Regions from separate parts of the Homo sapiens genome. Here region 1 is linked to region 2. Evidence: chromatin contacts called from ENCODE POLR2A ChIA-PET data. All regions are on one chromosome and are shown on one strand. Each heading gives the region's core, a stretch centred on a gene start or an enhancer-like site at or near the end of the contact. The rest is flanking DNA. Distances are from core to core; before and after follow the strand shown. Region 1 overlaps CEBPA (CCAAT enhancer binding protein alpha). Region 2 overlaps RHPN2 (rhophilin Rho GTPase binding protein 2).

The links. ChIA-PET counts read pairs that join two places held with the same protein, here RNA polymerase II (POLR2A).
Region 1: POLR2A ChIA-PET joins it to region 2 with 17 read pairs in IMR-90. The contact joins two enhancer-like sites. POLR2A ChIA-PET finds 5 or more read pairs at or near these places in 3 of 52 experiments (HepG2, IMR-90 and naive thymus-derived CD8-positive, alpha-beta T cell).

Annotation. Positions count from the first base shown.
Region 1 is chr19:33,296,884-33,300,196 of GRCh38, forward strand. CEBPA (CCAAT enhancer binding protein alpha) reads right to left here. Exons shown (of 1, transcript NM_004364.5): 1 at 3,051-3,313. Among named protein-coding and RNA genes, the nearest start is that of CEBPA, 4.0 kb to the right of the region's middle. Within about 2 kb of position 1,853, at least 8 of the 41 ENCODE cell types and tissues checked have a DNase peak (open chromatin) inside an H3K27ac peak, as active enhancers do.
Region 2 is chr19:33,023,064-33,026,036 of GRCh38, forward strand. The region is part of intron 3 of RHPN2 (rhophilin Rho GTPase binding protein 2); the gene reads right to left. Among named protein-coding and RNA genes, the nearest start is that of RHPN2, 40 kb to the right of the region's middle. Within about 2 kb of position 1,513, at least 3 of the 41 ENCODE cell types and tissues checked have a DNase peak (open chromatin) inside an H3K27ac peak, as active enhancers do.

The DNA of each region.
Region 1 (3,313 bases), core at 603-3,102, 270 kb after region 2:
CAAACACTCCATCGGCAGAGAGGGGCGTGGGGGAGGGGGAGAGGTGGGGTTGTCCAGAGAGAAGAGATAGCAAGAGTCTTTCACAGAATCAAGAAAGCTTTCAAAGGTGCTAGTGGGTTAGTTTTATCTAAAGAAAGGAAAAAGAGGCCTGGCAGGGTGGCTCACGCTTGTAATCCCAGCACTTTGGGAGGCTGAGGAGGGAAGATCACTTGAGGCCGGCAATTCTGAACCAGCCTGGGAAACACAGTGAGACCCCCACCTCTACGAAAAATAAAATTAATCCCAGCAGCTACTTAAAGGCTGAGTAGGAGGCTGAGGCACGAGGATTGTATGAGTTCAGGAGTTTGAGGTTGTGGGAGTGGTGACTGCACCACTGTACACCATCCTGGGTGACAAAGTGAGACCCTGTCTCTAAAAAAAGAAAAGAACAGAAAAGCCTTCCCGTCCTCACTAGTATAGGAAAGAAACAGCTGGAATATCAACACCATCTAGGCAAGGACTCTGCCCCATGCCTGGAGAAGGCCTGTGGGTGCCTTGGAGGCCCCTCTTGGCTAAACAAAGTCAGGGGTTTCTGCTATCCCTTGTCCTTCCCCATGAGTGGCCCCTTCCCCTCCTGTGAGACCAGCAGCTCCTGGAGGAGGCCTGGCAGGTTCCTGCCTGGGAAGGAGCAGGTGGGAGAGCTGGGAGGGGCAGACACTCCTCACCAGGCCCAGTGGCTCATCGCAGGTGTCAGGGCCAAACCCCACGTTCACAGATTCCCAGGAGATCCAGGAGATAACAGTAATATCCGTGACAGCACTAAGCCATCAGGACGCATCTGGCAGCAGAGGAGATGCCTCCCTCCCTTCTACCCTTGCCCTTTCCTTGAAGGCCAGCTAACCCTGAACAGCGCTGTCACGGGACACAGGGCTCAGGAGTGGCGCAGCAAGGGGGGCGAGGTCCCTGCAGTCAGGTGCTACATGTCAAGGGGAGATCGATCAGGGCAAAGGAGAAGCATCCAGGCATCTTGGGACTGGGGCCAGCAGGAGGCCACCCTCCCCAGGTATTTCATCAAAGCTGCTGCCTCCATAAAGCCCTCCCTGGTGGACCCTGTTCACACTCTGAGATCCCCTTCATTGCACTTGGCAACCTTAAACCACAGCTTAGGGCCTCAAGGGTGTGAGCTCCCCAAGAGCCAGAGCAGAGTCGGCTTGTTCCCAGCCCAGTGCCCCATCTTTGGCGCAGGCCCTGGCATACAGTAGGCATCTGATAAATACTTGAGGTGTGTTCAGTGCTGGGCTCTTGGAATGGTTCTTCCTGAAGGCTGTAGTCAGGAGGGGAACTGTGAGGAACCCTGCAGGAAGCGGTGGGTGGCCAAGGGTGACTCTGTTCCCGGGAAGCCCCTACAGCTGGACACGGGGTACATGCTGGGCAGGTTCACCCCATGCCGCCCAAAAGACCTTCCTCCCCTCTACTTTGGCCCCCCCCGGGGGCCTCGCCCTCCTCATCCCTTTCCTGGGGCTGGATGTGATTGGATCCTTCTTGTCCCTAACAAAGCCCACCCTGGAACTCAGGACCAGGAGGAGGACTCGGGGTAGGAGGGATCCCTTCCGGGAGCCATCAGCTTTAAAAGAGGAAGCCCCTAGCGGGCTGGCACAGCAGAGAGGAGGGGAAGGAGTGAGGGCAGGAGGGTCGCCCCACCCCCTCCCGTCCTAGGACCTGTTCTGGGGGGAAAGGGGGAAGCCAGGGATCAGCCCCCTCAAACAAGAAAAACTGGAATTAGCACTGAACTCAGAGGGTTTGCTGGGGCTTAGCAAGCTGCGACCTGCCCCAGGCCTCGGGGCACGCGGCGGGGCTCTGCCTCCTCTGTTCCCAGGGTGGCGGGGCAGGCGCCGCCTCCTCACTGGGCTCGTGGCCTCTCCTCTGCCAAGGGCGGCCGTGGGTGAGGAGGCGGCCAGACACAGGACAGAGTGGGGGGCCGGAAGGGGTGCCAGCTAACCACGCAGGCAGGTAAAGCTAAGCTTCCAGAGTGTAAAAGGAATGTGTAATTTCTCGAAAATGCCCCAGCCCGCATTGGTACACACAGTAAGCCACTCAGTGAACATTCTCTCGGTACAGAGTTAAAAAAAAAAGAAAAGTGCAATTTATCTTTTACCCTCCGTGAGGGTAAAATCTGAAAAGCACCATCAGCCTCCTGGGCCTCTTTCTCCCGGGCCTTGTTAGTTCAGGGATAAGGGCTGCCCTCCCTTGCTTGGCTGTCACTGCTGCTAAGGGGGTGCCGGAGTGCCTGACCTTACAGGGTGCTCATTGGAGTTGGGGGCACACCAGCACTCAGTCCCCTGCTGGGTCTGGGATGAATGCAGTGGGGAGTGTGGATGCTGGGTGGGTTCTTGAACAGCCAGTGTGTGGGGCAGGACCAGACCCCTGTTGCAGGCCTGCCTCAGCCCCCTTTCTTGTGAGGGCTGGGGCTGGGCAGGTGTGGAGGGCTGGATGGAGGGGTCTCTCTCTTCAGGCTGCCTTCGGGCCTCGCAGGGGTAGGGTGTAGCCACATGGTCTAGGGAAAGAGGAGAGGGTTGGAGGGTCCTACCACTGGAGGCCTCTTCCTGCTGGCCGAGGGTCCTGCTGGAATCTGGAGCTGCGGTGTGTGTGAGTGGCCAGGGCTGCAGCTGTAGGTGATTTGCAAGGAAGTCTGCACAAAGGGCTCCTTGAGCCTAGGGCTGCTTAGCCAGGCCTACCCCTCAGGCAGAGGACTCCCTCTCCTCCTCCCCGGGGCAGATAAGAAGCCTCGCCAAGGCCTCAGCCCAGTAACCCCTTCAGCCCCCTCCCCTGACCCCAAGAGACTGCCTTCAGGCTCTGGACATACTCCATTTGGAGCCTTGTCCTCTGCTATTTATTTGTCTTGCCTGGGGGAAGTAAGTCACCCCCTTAGGGTAAGAGGGGCTCAGGATGGATGGAGAGCTCATGAAAGTCAGGATTGCCGCCAGGGAAAATGCTGTATTATTTACAAATGTGACCTGGCCCACAGACAACCTTGGAAGTAGCTTCTTTCTGGTTTTAAAAAGACACCGACATTGACTTTGATATGTTTATATTATAGATATAATACATAAAACATCTAGAGTGAGACTCTACGTTCTCCCCAAAAGAAGAGAACCAAGCCGTCCTTCCCTGCTCCCAGCCCCAGTGATGCGTTGGCGGGAGGCCACCTCCCTTCCCGACCAGGAGCCAGGGCCTCTGGGGGACAAGCCTTGTGGGCAGCCCAGGCCGGAGGGGCTGGGGAAAGCTGAGGGCAAAGGAGAACCCCCCTCACCTCATTGGTCCCCCAGGATCAAAA
Region 2 (2,973 bases), core at 263-2,762:
GTTATTTCTTTCCCACCTACCTCCTAGAAGACTGTAAAGATCAACCATGCTAAGAAAGAAACAGTCTACTTTGAAAACACAGTAGTGCAGGCCAGGTGCAGTGGCTCACGCCCATAATCCCATCACTTTAGGAGGCTGAAATGGGTAGATCACCTGAGGTCAGGAGTTCAAGACCAGCCTGGCCAACATGGTAAAACCCCGTCTCTACTAAAAATACAAAAACTACCTGGGCATGGTGATGTGTGCCTGTAATCCCAGCTACTCAGGAGGCTGAGGCAGGAGAATCACTTCAACCAGGAGGTGGAGGTAGCAGTGAGCCAAGATCACGCCACTGCACTCCAGGCCTGGGCAAAAGAGCGAGACTCCATCTCAGGAAAAAAAAAAAAAAAGAAAAAAAAAAGATCAACCATGCTAAGAAAGAAACAATCTACTTTGAAAACAGGGCCAGGCATGGTGGCTCACACCTGTAATCCCAGCTCTTTGGGAGGCCGAGGCAGGCGGATCACGAGGTCAGGAGATCGAGACCATCCTGGCTAACGGTGAAACCCCGTCTCTACTAAAAATACAAAAAATTAGCCAGGCAAGGTGGCGGGCGCCTTTAGTCCCAGCTACTCGGGAGGCTGAGGCAGGAGAATGGTGTGAACCCGGGAGGCAGAGCTTGCAGTGAGCCGAGATCGTGCCACTGCACTCCAGCCTGGGCGACACAGTGAGACTCCATCTCAAAAAAAAAAAAAAAGAAAAAAAAGAAAACAGAAGAGCGCAGGACCCAAATGCATGGTGCCGTGTTGAATCTGCACAGCTCTCCCTCTTCCCAATGACACAGGGCAGTGACTGGCCACTCTAGAGCCCAGGGACCAATCCAGAGACCTTCGGTTCACTCTGTGGGAAGCCCTGTGTTGCACGTCCCTGCTCTTCGGCATGGCAAATGCGAGTGTGGAACAGCCGACATTTATTCCCAAACCTTGGCCCCATCTCGCCTCCTCCAGAACCTGAACCTTTTGGACAAACACTGGAATTGAACACCAGAGCATAGGCTGGGAGAACCTTCCATTAGCTGTCGCACTGACTGGGCGTTCAAAACTGCACAGGAGGCCGGGTGTGGTGGCTCATGACTAATCCCAGCACTTTGGGAGGCTGAGGTGGGTGGATCACGAGGTCAGGAGTTCGAGACCAGCCTGGCCAACATGGTGAAACCCCGTCTCTACTAAAAATACAAAAAATTAGCTGGGCATGGTGGCATGCGCCTGTAGTCCCAGCTACTCAGGAGGCTGAGGCAGGAGGATTGCTTGAACCTGGGAGGCGGAGGTTGCGGTGAGCCGAGATCATGCCACTACACTCCAGCCTGGGTGACAGAGAGAGACTCCATCTCAAAAAAAGATAAAACAAACAAACAATAAAAACCGTACAGGAGCCCACAGGTAAGCCAGGCATGTGGTGTCACAAAGGGAAGAGCCAGCGAGGTTTCACACACTGACGCCTCCCCTCCAGCTCTGAAACCACCCCGGTGCCCTGCAGAGGACCAGCACCAGGAAACACACATTCCATAGGTGACTCAAGGTTCCCAAATCCCGGGAGCTATTTTCCGACTGAGTTTCCCCTGGGGCCCACCTACTTTTTGAGAAGTCTCATGCCCACACTGAAGAAGCACGTAAACCCTTCTCTGAACTGTCTCAAAGTTATTTCTCCTTAAAAAGAAGCATTTCGCTTAGGGTTCTGTTTTGTTTTTGTGTTTTTTGAGACAGGACTTTTTTCTGTTGCCATTACTACAGTCTCGACCTCCCTGGCTCAAGTGATCTTCCCACCTCAGCCTTCTGAGTAGCTGAGACTACAGGTGTGCACCACCATGCCCGGCTAATTTTCCTATTTTTTGTAGAGATGGGGTTTCACTATGTTGCCCAGGCTGGCCTTGAACTCCTGGGCTCAAGCGATCCCCCACCTCAGCCTCCTGAAGAGCCGGGATTACAGGCATAAGGCAAGAGGGGCATTTCTTTCATAGTTAGATCTCCATTTTTGGAGATGTATTGCAATTCTGAGGGATGGTGTTGTTGGCTTTCACGTTGAAGAAATCGATTCCAAAATTGAGTTATGGAGAATGATACAATAGAGTGCCTTCAAAATTGACCTAGGGGCCAGGCACAGTGGCTCACATCTGTAATCCCAGCACTTTGGGAGGCCAAGGCGGGCAGATTACTTGAGACCAGGAGTTCAAGACCAACCTGGGCAACATGATGAAACCCTGTCTCTACTTAAAAAAAAAAAAAAAAAACAATTAGCCAAGTGTGATGGTGCGTGCCTGTAATCCCAGCTACTCAGGTGGCTGAGGCACAAGAATCGCTTGAACCCAGGAGGTGGAGATTGCAGTGAGCTGAGATCGCTCCACTGCACTCCAACCTGGGTAAGAGAGGGAGACTCTGTGTCAAAAAAAAAAAAGGAAATACAACCTTAAAAGGAGACTGGTGTGTTACTTTAATTTGGATTTTTCTGTTTCAGTTTGTCCCTCCAGCTAGGAAACAGACTGCAGTCCAACGTAAGTACAGTGCACAGAATCTCTGTGTGTGCATAGTGGCCTCCCCTTACAGGGTCAATTTTGGCCTTTGGCCTTAATCCCAAAGTATTTGTGTATGCTTTTTGTTCCTTGGCAAATAAATGAGGAAATAATTAGCCAACATTGGAAAGGTATTGTCCTAACAATGTCCCTTTAATATTTCTTAGGAAAGTTATGGTGACCCACTAAAATATCCTTGCTTAATGTCTGTTCAGTTGAATTTAATAACATATCTTGCTAATGTTTGCGTGTCTATGAAATGTGACTACGCGGAATTACTGAAAATTAACTATAAAATCCAAGGCATCTAACTTTTAAACTTATCTTGGCTCATCACGTATATTTACACTAGATTTTATACTGTGTTCATTTGTTTTTTTTTTTTTTTGTCTGTTTGTTTTGAGACAGAGTCTTGCTCTGTCAGCCGG